2 separate regions of the Mus musculus genome follow, and region 2 is linked to region 1. The links are chromatin loops, found by intact Hi-C in ENCODE. Cell type or tissue: left cerebral cortex. All regions are shown on one strand.

The links. Hi-C counts contacts between places; a loop is a spot of excess contacts. Peaks named below come from ENCODE experiments on the same cell type or tissue, not always from the same donor. Only the 100,000 strongest peaks of a DNase experiment are listed, where the experiment ranks them.
Region 2: it touches region 1 in a loop (2.1-fold over the local background); 5 of 42 quality-filtered maps call a loop at or near these places.

The regions. Positions count from the first base shown.
Region 1 is chr19:4,094,234-4,102,233 of GRCm38, forward strand. Cdk2ap2 (CDK2-associated protein 2) reads left to right here and starts at 3,118. Exons shown (of 4, transcript NM_026373.4): 1 at 3,118-3,274; 2 at 3,584-3,684; 3 at 3,772-3,904; 4 at 4,265-4,784. The coding sequence starts at 3,193. The coding sequence ends at 4,332. Pitpnm1 (phosphatidylinositol transfer protein, membrane-associated 1) reads left to right here and starts at 6,389. Exons shown (of 23, transcript NM_008851.4): 1 at 6,389-7,029. The coding sequence starts at 6,952. In left cerebral cortex, CTCF peaks have their summits at 1,180 (motif pointing right), 3,096, 4,977 (motif pointing right), 7,366 (motif pointing right) and 1 weaker place; DNase peaks (open chromatin) are centred at 748, 2,647, 2,979, 3,384 and 5 more places; H3K4me3 peaks cover 4,284 bases; H3K27ac peaks cover 4,313 bases.
Region 2 is chr19:4,200,513-4,208,512 of GRCm38, forward strand. Rad9a (RAD9 checkpoint clamp component A) reads right to left here and starts at 1,091. Exons shown (of 11, transcript NM_011237.2): 1 at 971-1,091; 2 at 817-887; 3 at 417-545; 4 at 1-67. The coding sequence starts at 1,004. Gm30082 (a long non-coding RNA gene) reads left to right here and starts at 1,196. Exons shown (of 4, transcript XR_388289.3): 1 at 1,196-1,286; 2 at 1,615-1,726; 3 at 1,872-1,926; 4 at 2,026-2,728. It overlaps LOC102631992 (a long non-coding RNA gene), which reads right to left. Exons shown (of 4, transcript XR_003952884.1): 4 at 4,737-8,000. In left cerebral cortex, CTCF peaks have their summits at 1,316, 2,898 (motif pointing left), 4,555 and 6,671 (motif pointing right); DNase peaks (open chromatin) are centred at 1,200, 1,844, 2,034, 3,382 and 3 more places; H3K4me3 peaks cover 1,955 bases; H3K27ac peaks cover 3,685 bases.

The DNA of each region.
Region 1 (8,000 bases):
GGTAGAGTTGGGGCTCCCTGGCCAGCCAGGCTAGCTGAAATGTGAGTTTCTGGTTCAATGGCATACGCCAACTCAAGGCAGAGGGGCAAACAGCAGTAGATGAGAACACCGGATACTCTCTTCTCTGGTCTTCTCACTCCTCAGTCATTCACATGGACTTGCACCCACACATTCCCACACATGTAACACACACACACACACACACACACACACACACACACTGAGGCTGGGGAAGGGTTCCCCTGACAAACAGGCCAAGAGGCCTTTGCCAGCTTCCCCCGAGTGATCAGAGTCTGGTCTTTAGTAGGCAGGCTGCAGCTGTCTGCTCTAACCTCCTTCAGGACACACCCTGTTCCTCAGGGAGGATCCACTCTGGAAAGAAGAGGAACATCTAGATCGCTTCAGTGTGTTCAGCCCACTCTCACCTCCCCAGATGTTCAGAGCTGGATGCCGGTGTGTTCCCTTAAGCTCACATGTGCACCCCTACTTCCCCCTGTGGCTGAATCTGGAGGTAGGTCCCTAAGGAAAAAGTGAAAATTAAAGGTCAAAGGACAGGGCCCTTATGTAGAAACACTGTGTGAGGCCGGGAAGAAAGCCCACAGCAGGGACCCAGGACGCTGGTACTCCAACCTCAGACTTTTAGCCCCTAAGCTGTGCAAAAATAATCTCAATTTAAACTATTCAGTCCATGGTGTTTTGTTTCCTTTGGATATTACTCAACCCCAAGCAATGAACATATGGAGCAAGGGAGAAAGCAGGAAGGCTTAAGGCTGAAAGGAGGGGAACTGAGACATTCCTGAACGGAGTGTTTTACAGTAGCTCCTCTTCACACACTCCCACCCACCTACTGGAGTCTTTCCCACCATGCAGTCCTGCTGGCACACATGGGGGTTGTCTTGGGTGACCTGACCGGGGCACTTTTATTTTTGTTTATTTGGGATAGGCTGGTGTTGAGTTCTTGATCCTCCAGCCTCCTTGAGGTTACACACTCTCACCGCCATCCCAGGGCCTTAATTGTGAATTAGAGAATTCTAAAAAGGCATGATTAAATGCCAGGTTTTGTTTTTTTTGTTTGTTTGTTTGTTTTTTTGTTTTTAATTTGAGATTTGTTTGGGTTTTTTTTAAAGATTTATTTACTTTATATATCTTGAGAACACTGTAGCTGTCCTCAGACACACCAGAAGAGGGCACTGGATCCCACTACAGATGGTTGTGAGCCACCATGTGGTTGCTAGGAATTGAACTCAAAACTTTTGGAAGAGCAGTCAGTCTTAACCACTGAACTATCTCTTCAGCCTTTTGGTTTGTTTTTTAATAGTCTTTTAAAAGGAGATTTATGGGCTGGAGAGATGGCTCAGCGGTTAAGAGCACTGATTGCTCTTCCAGAGGTCCCGAGTTCAAATCCCAGCAACCACATGGTGGCTCACAACCATCTGTAACAAGACCTGATTCCCTCTCCTGGTGTCTGAAGACAGCTACAGTGTACTTACATATAATAAATAAAATAAGTCTTTAAAAAAAAAAACAGGGAGATTTATTTAGCTGGGAGTGGTAGTGCATGCCTTCAATCAAAGCATTCAGGAAGAAGAGAGAGGATCTCTGTGAGTTTAAGGCCAGCCTGGCCTACATATTGAGTTCCAGGTTAGCTAGAGCTAGATAGTGAGACCCTTTCTCAGAAAAAAAAAAAAAAAAAAAGTCTAGGGTGTTTTCTCTGACTGTACGTTTGTGTACTACCTGCTTGCTAGGTGCCCACTGAGAACAGAAAGAGATATTGGGCCCCCTGGAAATGCAGTTACAGATGGTTCTGAGGCACTTTATGTAAATGCTTAGAATTCTAACCTGGGTCCTCTGGAGGAGCAGCCTGTCCTCTTACCTGCTAAGCCATCTCTGCAGTCGCTTTTTTAAAAAGTGAGTTGAGGGCTAAAGCAGCAGTTCTGCAGACATATATGCAGACAAAACACTCGTATACATAAAATAGTTTTATTTTAATTTTAAAGTGAATTGATTTCAAGGAAATAGGAACTAGATGGCCAGACCCAGGTGGGAGTTTCATTAATGACGTCAGAACAATAATCAACCATGCTTCAACCCATATGGGGCTGGCTCTCATCTCTATTTCTCTACCCACTTCCAAGTTTACTTTCCAGGTATTACTGTCTTCATGTTTCATGAGAAAACGGAAACCTATTAGGGCAAGAAACTGGCGTGTGACTGTAATCCTTTAGCATTTCCGAGACAAGAGCATCAGGAATTCAAGGTCACCCTCCCCTACCCGGAGAGTTCGAGTTCTGACTGGGCTACTTGAGACCTTGTCTCAATCTCATCCCACCCGCCAAAAAGAGTCCAGGAGGAAACCATTAATGAGGTGTTGAGATTCCAGCCAAGGGTCTTGACCAGGGTCCTGACTTGACCTAACGCAATTCTTGATCTATGATGCTCTATCATTGTCTGTGGAGAGAGTAGGGGACTTAGGGTTCAGTGTCGAGCAGCGTCGTTGGCTGCCTTGGACCCACCTGCCTAGACCGAAGATTCAAACCAATCCAGAGAAGGAGCTTGGTAATGACTTTGGTGAGGGAACCGTTGCCATGGGAACAAATACAGGCCTGAGGCGCGCACATGCGCACAGCCGAAGGGGGGGGGACACGGAACCAGTGAAAGGTGACGTAAAACGCTCGGGGTAGGGCGGAGTGCTCACACTGTGGGAGCCGTGGCCTTGGGAGTTCTGAGCGGAGGGAAGTCGCGAAGCGGTGAGGACGAAGTGTGTTCGGCGGCCCGCCACACACCACCGGAGCAAACCGCGGGGACCAGACTGGCCCGCTGCCGAGGCCCCGCCTCTTGGACCTCGGGACTAATCGGATTGAAAGCGCGCCGGCCCCGGGCCCCGAACTCGCCAATTGAGGAGGACGACTGTCACCGCCCAATCCGGGGCAGACAGGTGCGAGGTCCGGAAGGTGGAGGCCAATCGGCAGCGGTTGCGCCCTGCGGGGGCAAGATTCAGCCAATGAGGAGGCTCGAGTGACAGCTGAGCGCGCCAATCGAGAGTGAGGACCGATCGTGCCCGCCCACCCTTCCGGCCGGAGCTCTATTTACCAGGGGCGTGCAGCTCGCTTGCCAATCAGAGTGCGGCTGAGCTGCCGGACAGCCAACCCCAGAGGAGCGGCCGGCTGGCGGCCGCCGCACTGAGGAGTTGGGATGTCCTACAAACCTATCGCGCCCGCCCCCAGCAGTACCCCGGGCTCCAGCACCCCCGGGCCAGGCACCCCGGTCCCTACAGGTGAGGCTCCAACTCCATCCTTGTTCGCCTTGTCCGGGCAGTCGAGGTCTTGGAGAGAAACCGCTCGAGTTTTGCAATCCGGGGCCTGCTAGACGAGCCTGGCTCAGCCTCAGTTTGCTGGCCTGAGAAGTGGGCGTGGTCACGTAGAGCTTGTAGGTGGAGCGCAGGGGGGAGGAGTGTGTCTCCGAAGTTGTTCAGAGTGGAATGAAGAAGCATGCCGTTGGAGGTTAGTCAAGGGAACAGTCCTGGGCTTGGAAATCTGTGACGAGGCCCTTGTCACACTCTGACCTCTTGCTGGTGTCGTTGCAGCCGGGAGTGTCCCATCGCCATCGGGCTCAGTGCCAGGAGCTGCCGCACCTTTCAGACCGCTGTTTAACGACTTTGGTCCGCCCTCCATGGGGTATGTACAGGTGAGTGTGGCCAAGAGCTTGCTTATGGCTGAGGACAGGAGATCCCCTCGGGGTCTGAGATCACGTCTGTATTTTCTTTTGACACAGGCGATGAAGCCACCTGGTTCCCAGGGCTCTCAGAGCACCTACACGGACCTGCTGTCTGTCATAGAGGAGATGGGCAAAGAGATCCGGCCCACCTATGCTGGTAGCAAGAGTGCCATGGAGCGCCTGAAGAGAGGTAAGTGAAGCCACAGGCCTGCCCTTGCTCTGCCCAGGACACAGACACTGAACTTTAAGACAGTTCAGTAAGGATGGAGGATATCTAGAGTCAGGACAGGACATTTGGGCCAGCCTCGATTGGAACAGAACGTGTACCTAAGGAGGGGTTTTAAATGAACTTTTCCATTTTCAAATGAGTCTGTTTCCAAGAAGGTGCCTGGGAACTCGGATTAGCCAACCCTTAATCCCATCCATCCTCATTAGATTAGAGGTGCTCTTGCTGAACCATGGAGCGGTGGGGGAGTGTCTGCTCTGAAGGGTGGCTGTGGACTGTTTCTGGGGCCCTGTTTATTACTTCCCCATCCTCACCGCACCCCAGGCATCATCCACGCTCGGGCACTAGTCAGAGAGTGCTTGGCAGAGACAGAACGCAATGCCCGCACGTAACAGGAAGCACCTTGACCTCCTCGCCGGGACCTTTCTGGCCACTGCAGAGCGCCTGCTTCTCCCTGGCCTTCGCGCCCCAAGTTGCTTCCTATCCTGGGCTTCCTGTCCTGTGTCCCTTAGTGGGCACCCTCCAGGAACCAGGTAGCAGATCTTCGTCCAGTTGGCTGTACAAACTGGTCTCCTCCCTCTGTGGGAGTGCTGGGAGGCCACTGGGAGTCCCTTCCATGACCTGCTCACAGTGCTGATCTGACGGGAGCTTGCTCCTCTCTGTGGCCCCACCACACAGCACTTACTCCTTAACTCTTAGCCCAGGCCACCTCCTGCCTCTTCAACAGGAGTGCAGAAGACCTTCCTGCCTCATCTCTGGGGCCACAGCCGACTCTTTTTTTGGTGTGTCTTTTACTAAATATGTCCTTTTTGTATAAATAAAAGATGCTTTGGAGTCATTCTCTCAGCCTTTCTGTGTGTGGTTCCTCTGGGGAAGCCTGAGTGGGCAGAGGGGAAGGGCAGAGCAGGAACTGGGAAGGGCGCTTGAACCGAGCTTTGCCTTCCCATCTTGTCCATTGCTACCTCCAGCTCTGCGCCTTGCAGCTGAAGGCCAGACAGAACACCAATGATGTCTGCATAAGGAGGTGCCACCAGGGGGCAGCGTAGGGCTTGGCTGCCTTCACAGCTGGAGGCACTATTGGACAGCCGGAGCCTAAAGGGCCCTTCCTGTAGATTGGCAGGCATGCCTGGCAGGGTGGAAATACCAGTTCACTTAAGCCTCTCCCGTGAACGTCCTAATGCCCCTACACCAGCTCCGCTTTAAAACCATCCTTGGAAGGCTCTAAATACACCGGGTCCCTGACTCCTAAGGGAGGCAGTTAGAGGCTCCTTCCCCCCCACCCCCAGCACCTTGGCTTGATGCTGCTATCCACTGTCCTGACAACTTCCACAAGGCTGGGTGTGGCTCCATGAGCCAGCCCCGGGTGTCTCGGCCTTTGTACAGAGTCGGAGCAGTTAGATGGGTGTCCAAATTTGAGAACCTAGCAAACATAGTAGGGAAGGACTTGGGCTTCATTAAGGGGATGGCCTCTACCTGGGCATGTAGCTAAGTAACCGTGAAATGCCAACCTAGGCAGAGGCAATTGAGAACTTCCAAATTCTGGCTAACTTTGGGGTACAACATTTCCTCTAACCTGGGCTCCCCCTAGGTCAAATCCCACCTCTTCAAAGCACACAGGAGGGCTGCCCTGACTGGGCCTGGGTGGGAAATGAAACCAAGAATTCTTGGGGTGTCCAGACAGCACAGAAATAAAGAACTGGAATTTGGGGCCCGGCCTCTTCCCCGTCTGTCTTGGAGAAGGAAAGCAGGGGCCAGCCTTGCTGCGCCGCGGGCGGGGCTGCCCCGACCCTGCCGGGGTGGGGAGGACCAGCCGGGCCCAGGAAAGGGGCGGGGCAGCTGCAGTGACGCGGCGGGGAGGGACAGCAGGGGCGCCGGCGGGCAGACCGGGAAAAAGGTCGGGGCTATGGGCCGGCTCCGCGCCTCCAGAGGGTCGGGCTCCATCTGGAAACCGAGGCCGGGACTGGGGGCACAACGGACTCCCACCTTGGGGTCGACCACCCCTGCCCCGGTTGGGTGAGGGGCGCCCACCAGAAGCTAGAGGTGAGCGGGGACGTCGGTGAGCGGGCGGGTCAAGAGCACGTCTGGCGACAGGGACAAGGAGCTGAGGGAAGTGAGGACAGAGGGCCTCTCGCCTGCCCGCTGGGTGCAAGGTGGGGGTGGAGGGGTGTCTGCAGCGGAACTGTGGCGCCATGCCGGGACGCAGGTGGGCAGAGTGGGCCTCCCAGGGCGGAGGCCAGAGGGATACCAGTGGACCGCTCCTACACCAGCCTGGAATGGGCAACCTCGTGGGAAGATGATGGGGTGGCTGTAAGGACGAATGGAAACTCAGCGAAAACCAAGGGTACATACAGTTCAGGAACCGGGTACCTTCTAGGGTGGTAAAAGCAGGTTTTGGGAGGGGGGGACGGACGGAGGTTTTGTTTTGTTTTTTTCTTCTGGCACCGTAAGGTAAGTTAGTATTAGCAGAGTTGCAGAGGCCCATTGGGGGTCGCTTCCTGAAAGATATCTTGGCGGACAAGGGTCTAGGTGAACGTCTAGGAGTGGAGTACACAGAACCCCACCGACTTCAGGGGATGAAATGGTGAAGGGGGCGGGTCCCTAAGGTTCTGGTCTTGGAAGCCAGGCGCGGCCCGGAGGGATGCTGTTTCGGGATGCGACCTCGGTGCAGACGCGAGGATGGCCTTGCGGCGTGTCGGCTCGCGTCCGCCGCTCTGGGGGGCCCGCGTCAGCGCGCGGTTGCCATGACGACAGGCAGGCGGGGGGCGGGGGCTGCGTGGAAAAGAGGTCAGCTCTGAGCCTTTCTACTGCTCTGGGCTCCGCGGTGCGGGAGGCAACACTGGGTTCGCCTCTGCCTCCCCCGCGGCGGGCCCGGCCATGGGGTTCCGCGGCCCGAGCCCCTCCGCAGGCGTGCAGGGCTCAGTACCGCGCACCACCGTCCTGCACTGACTGCCGCGCGGTACCCTGCGCTAGGAGGAGCAGAGGCCGCACGCGGTCAGCGGAGCGTCTTCAGGATGCTTATCAAGGAGTACCACATCCTGCTGCCCATGAGCCTGGACGAGTATCAAGTGGCCCAGCTCTACATGATCCAGGTGAGAATGGCGGGGAGGTCTGTAAAGGAGCCATGCTTCATGGTAGAGTGAAGAAGAAATTCACAGGCCTCAGGGGGATAGTCCCGCTGGATTCCCCCACAACCAGTTCCGTTAGTGGGTTCTGTAGCCCATAAGAGGACAGAGAGACATCCTCTTTGAATAATCAAGCAGAAGGGTGGGACAGAGGGGCAGAAGGGCAAGGAAGGCCAACGGGTGCTTTCAATCCATTAAATGCCCAGCCTGCACAGCCTACATATGGTCTCCTTTAATCCTAAGAATCTGTAATCCCATGGGGGAAGGGAATGCAGTCTATGAGGAGACCAGGGAGCCAGGCCCACTAGGTGGCAGGTAGCTTAATCAGGGGTTCTGGGGGAAAGTGAATTCTGGCATTCCCGGGAGATCAGAAAAGAGGCGCATGGATCAGGGCCTCAGACTGTGGCAGGAACAGACAGGGCAGGCAGGAACTAGATGGTGAGGACGGACATCTGGCCTTTGGCTGTTGAGAGACATGCTGGATCAAGGCAGGCTAGCGGGGCTTCAAGGGGTCTGAGCCAGGTTTGTTCTTCGGACCTATAAAATCTACATCTAGGAGGAGAGAGGGCCATATCCCACCTCGTGGGGTCAAGTGGGCCACACCTGGGCTTCAGAACTATGAAAGGGCAACCAGAGGCTCTCACACACTGACAGACGTCACAAGAGCTGGGAATGAGGTTCCAGCGGGACAGGGCAAGGCAAGTCTGTTGAGAGGTGGTCTTGTTGCTATTCCTTGAAAATACTCGTCATACCCCTCCCTACCAAGTTTGTACACACTTCTCTGCCTCCAGCCCCCTGTGTGCACACATACCACATATTCAAGCCATGGCCATGTCCTCTCAGTGATCTGTGACCCTCTGTGGCATTTAGACCCCAGGTCTTCACCCTTGCTGACCCTTCCTTTCCTCGTGGCACTCACCGCCTTCCTGTTTTGTATC
Region 2 (8,000 bases), 110 kb after region 1:
GGGAGATACAGCACTTCTCCACAGACTTCTCCACAATTGCCAGAGAGCGGAAGACGGACAGGAAGGCCTGGGCAGGGTAGGACATCAGTCTGGCACACTGCTTCCACGGCCCAGCTCTACATCCCATGTAGGCCCTGGCCCCATCACTGGCCCCACAAAGCTGTGGTGTCTGCACACTCCCATGCTGCCTTGCCCATGCTGGTCTCTTTGCTGGGAAGGGCCACTAACCTTTTCTTGACCAATGTCACCACCCTCTCCACAGATCTTAGATAGCCCTCTACGGTCTAAACATCTTTACCTCACTGCATGTTGCATGGAATAGCTCCCATATGAGACTAACTCCCTAGTCAAACTCATCATTTACTGAGTACCTGGCACAGAGGCACAGCTGTGGAGCTGCTTCAGGTGGCCCTTACCTTCATCAGGATCTTACAGCGCAGCAGGTCCTGACCAGGGGAAGCCGCCTGGTACTGCTGGAAGAAGAGTGGGGCAAAAAGGAAGCAGGCATAGGCAGAACGGGACGAGTTCACAGTCCGTAGGGAGAGCTGAGACACAAAAAGCAGGCAAAATTGCTTTTCCCTTAAGTTACTTTAGCCCCACCTTGCCTGCCACTAGGCGTTCTAGGAAGAGCAAGTACCCTCTGTATAGACATGCAGCCTCAGAAGACTGGGCCCAAGCCGATGTCCGAACAACCCAAGAGATAATAAACTGCGCCGGAATATCTGTCCACCATCCCTGTAAGGCCGAATGAACACCAAGCCTAGGCTCCCCATTCACCATTGAATCCGCCCCCATCCCTGCGTCCCAGTCCCTTACCCCGTCCTTCAAGGGTTCCAGATAGAGCTCGTCCCCGATTCGGGATAGCGAATGGACAGCCTTGCCCAGCACTGCGGGGAGGAGAACAGAAAGTGGTTAGGGGGACTCCTGGGGCTTGCTCACGTGGTCTGCTGCAAGGTAGGTCCAAACTTACCCTTCACGTTGCCCCCGGTGATCAGGCACTTCATAGTACATAAGCACAAAAATCGAGCTTGTTTTGCACACGAACCGGGACGGGATAGGACATATAATGAGTCCCAGCAGCTACTACGACTGCCTAAAGTTCCCTTCCCGCGCACCGTCCCCTCCCCGCTGCCGGCCTGGCCTCCGCTTCCTTATTGGTTCACCCGGGGTTTCTCCGTCACGTGAGAAAAACGTTCCTAAGCTCGGTGTCACGTGATCTAGTCGGTTCATTGGGTGTGGCCCGGGTCACGTGACTGCGGAGGGCTTGCTCCTGTGTCCTTCCTCAGGTCTGATTCTCCCACCCGAACCCGAGCCCTGCACACCCTGCAGAGCTCTGCAGCTCCACTGGGCTGCACTGGGCATAGGTGAAGGGCATACTAGATGGAGGAGCAAGGTGTCTGCACCAAGGATCGAGCTCTGGACCAGAGCCCTAACGTGGGAAGTGTAGACCCTCCCGGGTCGCTAACTTTAGTGTGTGGGGTTACAGGGTCAAATCAAGATAGTCCGCGCTCAATCTGGGCTGGGGATTCTGTTGTGGCAGCAACCACCAGCTCCCCTCAAAAAACGTAACTCGCTTCAAGAGCGATGAGAAGGGGCTGTTCATTTTGCTTTCAGGATCCTTCACTGACCTTCGTAAATACATGGAAAGATGAGAAGGTTCTGGGACAGAAAAGGGTGGAAGGATGGACTTGTCAGAAGGAGGGGCAGAAGCAGAAGCACAATGGGGGTAGGCGAATATGGGTGAATGGGGTGTCCCGAGCCTTGTGCGGTAAGGGGTGGGGAGGCAGAGCTGAAGGGATGAACTGGGAAGCCCTGGGAAGGCTTAAGTACTACGCGGGGTTTGGTTTATGTACATTTTACCAATTACCCAGACAGTGTGGAAGGATGAAGATTTTCAGCTGGGACGCATTCACCTTGCTCTGGGAGGTAGTTCAAATGCCTAGAGCAACCCTTGCCCATCCCCCTGCGGGCCTGTGGGTAGTGGGGAGGGTGTGTTTGTTACCTAGCCCCTCTTTGTTTTTCTAGGCTCCTCTCCCTCTCCAAGTGCTTCTTTCCTAGAGCCTCCGGGGAGGAGGCGGCTTTCCCTTTCCACATCCAAGGCAAGCTGCATACAACGCAGAGGTGTCCAGTTCTCTGTTAGACTGGGAGTTAGGGGATTACCAGCATCCTCTCCTCCTCACTTGCTCACGTCTTCGGTGGATTCTGGCTGCTTCATTTCCCAAACAGATGGCAAAGTGGCCCTCCTTCTGTCTCCACTGTCCTCCTTTCACTGTCCAGACACAGTCCTCAGTGACCCGCCCCCCCCCCCCCCCCCGGTGGGCTTAACTCTCCTGGCAAAGTCCAGTCTCTTGATCAGGAACTTTGAGGATCCAGGTCCCACAGAGGTCTTCACTGTCTCCTACCCCACATGATCACCTATCTCCATAGCCCTGCCAGGCTCTTAGCGGCCACTCTGGCTGCTTCCAAGGCTGTAGCCTGCTTCTCCCATGCTGACTTCTCTTCCTGGGCTCAACAGCAAAGGTTCCCTCAGCAGAGAAAACCCTAGGCTTTGAGCCATGGTGTGTCCCAGTTTCCTCTGTGTTTAATATTTGTGCTTCCTGCTGTTGTGGCTGCTGCATGTGGGCAGGAACTGCTTCTGTTTTGTTTATTGCTCTGTGTACTTCCCACCCAGCCTAGGATCAATAAATAGGTGTTGAGCCAGGTATGGTGGCTCATGCCTATAATCCTACCACTAGCGACTCGAGAACTTGAGAGGCCAGCCTGGGCTATATAGCAAGACCCTGTCTCAAAAAAATAGAAAAAGGAGGGCCTAGAGAGATGGCTCAGTGGTTAAGAGCACTGGCTGCTCTTCCGGAGGACCTGAGTTCAATTCTTAGCAACCACATGGTGATCTGATGCCCTCTTCTGGCATGCAGTACAGATAGAGCACCCATATAAATAAAAGAAATACATCTTTTTAGAAAGAAAGAAAGAAAGAAAGAAAGAAAGAAAGAAAGAAAGAAAGAAAGAAAGAAAGAAAGAAAGGAAGGAAGGAAGGAAAGGAAAAAGTTAAGTATGTGGCACAGTTTAACCAGGCTGCTCCACCCTCCACCTCTGCCCACAGCACCCCCTCTCCTGATAACTCTACTCTCCCATGCTTAGCCCATGTTCGCACAGGTTTGTAATCTCAGGTTCTTGGAGGGCTGGGGTGGAAAGATTGAAAATTCAAGGCCTATTGAGATGACAGAGAACGTTCAAGGCGAGCCAGGCGGGTGGGGGGGGGGGCATAAGCTGCTTCTGTGCGGCCTGAGGACAGGAGCTCCGCAGCCAGCAGCGGGCCCAACAGGAAGAACCCCGAAAGCTGCCCGCTGACGCCCACAAGCACTCCACGGAAGGGCTGCCAATCTCACACACACTAATAATAGATGTAAGAAAAAATAAAGGGCTGGAGTGTAAATCTGAGTAGAACACATATCTAACATTCAAAAGCCCTGGGTTAAACCAGGCCTGGTGGGGCACTAATTTAATCCCAGGAGAGGCAGAGGGGTCTACAGAGTGAGGGAGTTCCTGGGCAGCCAGAGCTACACAGAGAAACCCTGTCTCAAAAACAAGCAAGCAAGCAAGCAAATCCCCAGTGCTTCCTGTTTCTTCTTCTTAAGATATCCTCCCACCCTACCCAGGACTGGGTGAGATCTTAAAACATCCTCCACTTCCTCCCCTGTCCCCTGCCTGAGCAGCCAGGCTGTCTCAACAGGAGACAGAAGGCGAGGCTCCCTGGAAGACAGAAGGCTCCCTGGAAGCAAAGGAGACGGCTGCTGATTGACCTGTTCTGTCCCTGACATACTGGGTGTTAAGGTGCTATTCTAGTGTATATGAGGTCGTATATACTAGGAGAAGGAGAAAGGATACTTTAGAGTGATCACCCTCCTGTTTTCTCACTCAATGCCAGAAACCTGTAGTACACTGGACTGCGGAAGGTAAGGAACAGGATGCTCGCCCAGACTCCCTCCAACCTGACACTTAAGATCCTGAAGGGTTTCCCTGGGGTGTAATCCTTGCAGACAAACTCTTCTAGGGTCTGTTCCCTGCCCCATTCCTGGGTTGTGAGTCTAGTATGGAGCTTTCCAATCCACCATTCTGTCTTGCAGTTAGCACATCCAGTCATGCAAGTTTACCCACAAGCACAGTAAGAGGGGGAGGGAGCTGGGACCCACGGGAGACGTTATTATGTTGAGTGGGAGATGGATCACCCAAAGAGGGCTTGGGTCCATCCTGAAAGTAGAGCAAAATGTGAGTCCAGCTCTGTGCACAGATGGCCTGGAGCAGGCCAAGGCCCCTCTGCACCTCCATTTTTCCCTCAAATGCAGTTGCAAGAGATGATGGGATGACCTCAGGATTCAACCCCCAAACTTACGGTGTTCACCTCACCCCATGTTGGAGGCAGCTTCCTACAAAGGTTCATTTGCTTTGTGTAAATGTAAGTGTATCTGGGACGGTGATGAAGGGTGGCTGCCACTGCAAACCCTCAGAGGCATCCTCTTGCCGGGACCCAATTCCTTCTAGAACCACTTCCCCCTAGCTGTTTAGGGCTGAATCACATCACAGGGAGCCCAAAGCTGGGACTTGGTGCTCAGCCATCCACTGCATCAACACATACAGCACACATTGGGTGCAATTTTCCAAGTTTGGAACAGAGACAAGATAAAGCTCCCTGATCTCCGAGTATGGTGTGTAGGTGCTACAGGGAGGACAAAAGGATACTGGGAGAGGAGAGGGGAGGGGAATGCTGGGAGAAGAGAGCCTCCTCTAGAACAGCATGTCCAGGTAGGGCATTTGCCTGAAGACCTGAGGAAGGGAGCTACAAAGTGAGAGCCACGGCTCTGGGGCTGGGTTGGGAGGGTCACACAGGGCAGCTGACAAAGAACAAGGCACTACAAGTCATTGTGAAGCTGCACCTTGGGGAAAGGCAGGAATCTATGGCTCTGGGAATATGCTGTCACGTGGGAGTTTTGACAAACTGGCGTAAATAGCAGAAGTGCAGAAGAGTTTGGAGAGTTGGGGTTCACCTGGGTTTGTCTTGGTATAGGCTGTAGATACGGCATTTGTGTGCTTACTCTGGGGTAACCAAGTAGACATGGCAGCTCTGAGATGTTGGGGCACTAGGAAGGGAGAACACCATTTGGCCTGCCTGTGACGCACGTGTAGCACACCAGGTGCTGCCAGCCCCCGCTGCCAAGCCCTGCCCAGGGTTTCTTGTTACCTGGCATCTGCCCCATCAATCAGAGCGATGTTTGGCACGTACCATTAGTTTGATGAATCTATGCTGAATAAGTGAAGAACAAAGATTCAGAACCTTTGCAAGACTTGAATTCTGGCTCCATCCAAAGTTGTGTGAAAATGGGCATTAGGCTGGTGGGTTTTTTCTTCTTCTTAGAGGTGGGGTTTCTCTGTGTAGCCCTGGCTGTCCTGGAACTCACGCTGTAGACCAGGCTGGCCTCGAACTCAGAAATCCGCCTGCCTCTACCTCCCAAGTGCTGGGATTAAAGGCGTGCGCCACCACTGCCCAGCTAGGCTGGTGCTCTTAAAGTCTGAATTTTCTAATGTATAGACTGGAGGTACTCAGGGTCACTCCTTTGATGAGCTACCGTGAAAGTTTATTTAGTTCATGTGTACAAAGCTCTTTCAATCTGCTATTGCAATGATGGTATCCTATCTGCTCAAACTGTGTAGTCCATCCTTACTGTAGCCTAAGAATCAGAGAGGGCAACAGAGCAGACCATCAGATTAGTCCAGGATGAAGGGATCCTGGAGGAAAGTCTCCCCAGGAGAAGGTACAGAGAAAGGCATGGAGCCCACAGGCTGGAGAACCTTCTATGACTGTGTCTGGGACAGGAGGAAGAAGCAGCCCTTGAGAGCAGCTAAGAAAGCAGGCTGCTGCTCTTTTGAGCCACTATGTGGTCCTTCCATTCTGGGTTTTCGCTGGTCCTGAGCCCCCAGAGCAGGCAGGATGGTAGTGCTTATGTCTTTCAGGGTCTTCTGGAGGTTCCCATGGGATAAAGATATGGCCACACTCTAGACACACAGACACAGTGCACACACGAGGGACCAGGACTTTTCAGTCTGCAGGGCTGGAGGTAGAGGGAAGAAGGAATGGAATTTTTCAAACCCACAGGGGGATGGAAAGGGGGAAGCTCAGCTTGTTCACCAAAACCTGGCATGCTGGAGTTACAGGGCCCCCTTGGAGTGCAAGTGAGGTAAGTTTAGGACAAATCAAAGGCAGCATGCTTCACCCAGCAGGGGAGGACAGCGATGGAACTCATTACCCCAAGATGTGGTCCCGGTTGGAAATATAAATAGCTTCACAAAAGGTTTAGATAAATCCACGGATGACAGCTCCATTCATGAGTTAGAAGGGAAAAGAGGCTGTTTGGGGGCCCCCTGGGCAGGCATCAGGGAGGCAACCTGACCTCCCTAAAGACCACCCCTTGGGGGTCCTGTTAAAGACAATACCATTGCCACAGGAATTCCAGAAGGTGACAGAGTTTCTGTGGACCAGGATATGGCCCGAGTCCCCTGTCTCCTGAATGTTCCCTACACTTAACCAGCCACCGCTGGGGAGACATGGACATCAACCAGCTCTAGGGAAAGCAGGTTGGCCAGGCTGTCCCCCTATGGGACCAGCAGAGGGAGACAGACACCACATCCAGTCCCAGATCCCAGGGCAAATCCAGGGTGGCTGGCCTGACCCTGGGTCAAGCATGCATCTGTGGGTACCAGTCTTGATTCCTGTCTTATTTTAGGTCCCATAAGAGGAAACAAGGCAAAAAAGGTGTCATTCCAAGGTTTTCTTGTGGACATGAAGGAGCTTTCAGGATATAGAGACAGAATGGGGAAGGATCACAGATTAAAAGCAGGGTTGCTTTAGAGCTAAGTTGCCTGCCTCTATGATCTTAAGCAAGTTGTACAATTTGTGCTTTGGATTCCCATGTGATAAGGTGGCACCTGCAATAGCACCCGCCTCAGGTGGGCTGTGTGAGACTGTCCGTGGGGAGGATTTAATTTTTAATGTGTAATTAATTAATTTTTTTTTTTTTTTTTTTTTGCACTTCCAGGCAGGTAAGTAAGCAGCAGCGGCATGTGGGAGACTAGAGGATTCTTGAATCTCCTTGGAGCTCTGCAATTTGCAAAGCCTTTGCTTCACTGTTTCATGTGAGCCTCACCACAACTCTGAGGATTTTGTGAGGTGGAGAGGGTCACTTGTAGCTGGTGGATCTGGGCCTCCACTCTACCCAGTGCAGAGGATAGAACTCAGAACCCTGCTTGTGCATGCTCAGCCACTGCAAATCCCAGTCTGGAATTTCTGATAACAAACCCCCTGATGGATCGATCTGTCCAGAGTCCTTGTTGGGTCAGAGGTTGAGGAAAGGCTGGTTCCGGGCACTCTGGTCTGCGCTGAAGCATCCTAGCAAGCTGCCCACATGTCTAGTCAGTATTAAAGTCACCTTTCCATGTGGCCCTGGAAGGCAGGCTGTGTCTAGGTCTACATTTGACTCAGCAGCTGTTTCGGGAAGCCTTTGGGAGGTAACAGGACTGCACAGACATGGGTACCAGTTCCTCCCAGCTCTATACTCTTCTGTTGGCCATGCAATTCTCTCTGACCAGTCAGGGGGGTCGCCCTTGACCCTCAAGCCTCGCCATGCCCTCAGCCCCTGTTTCACTATCACTGTTCTGTTCTGGGACAGGAAGGCTCTGAGAGCCCTGACTCACACACAGTGCCTCTGCCTCCTCAGTGCGGGATGAACTGTGTTCCTCACTGTTGTTATGTTGTTGACTCTGTTTGTTTGTCTGCAGTGCTGGGGACCAGACTCAGGGCCTCATGGACCAGGGGAGCACTCTGCCGCCGAGCTCCCCCCAGCTCCAGTTCCTATTGTATTTATGCAGACCCCTCGATTAGGAACCACCAGGGGAGCACTCTGCCGCCGAGCTCCCCCCAGCTCCAGTTCCTATTGTATTTATGCAGA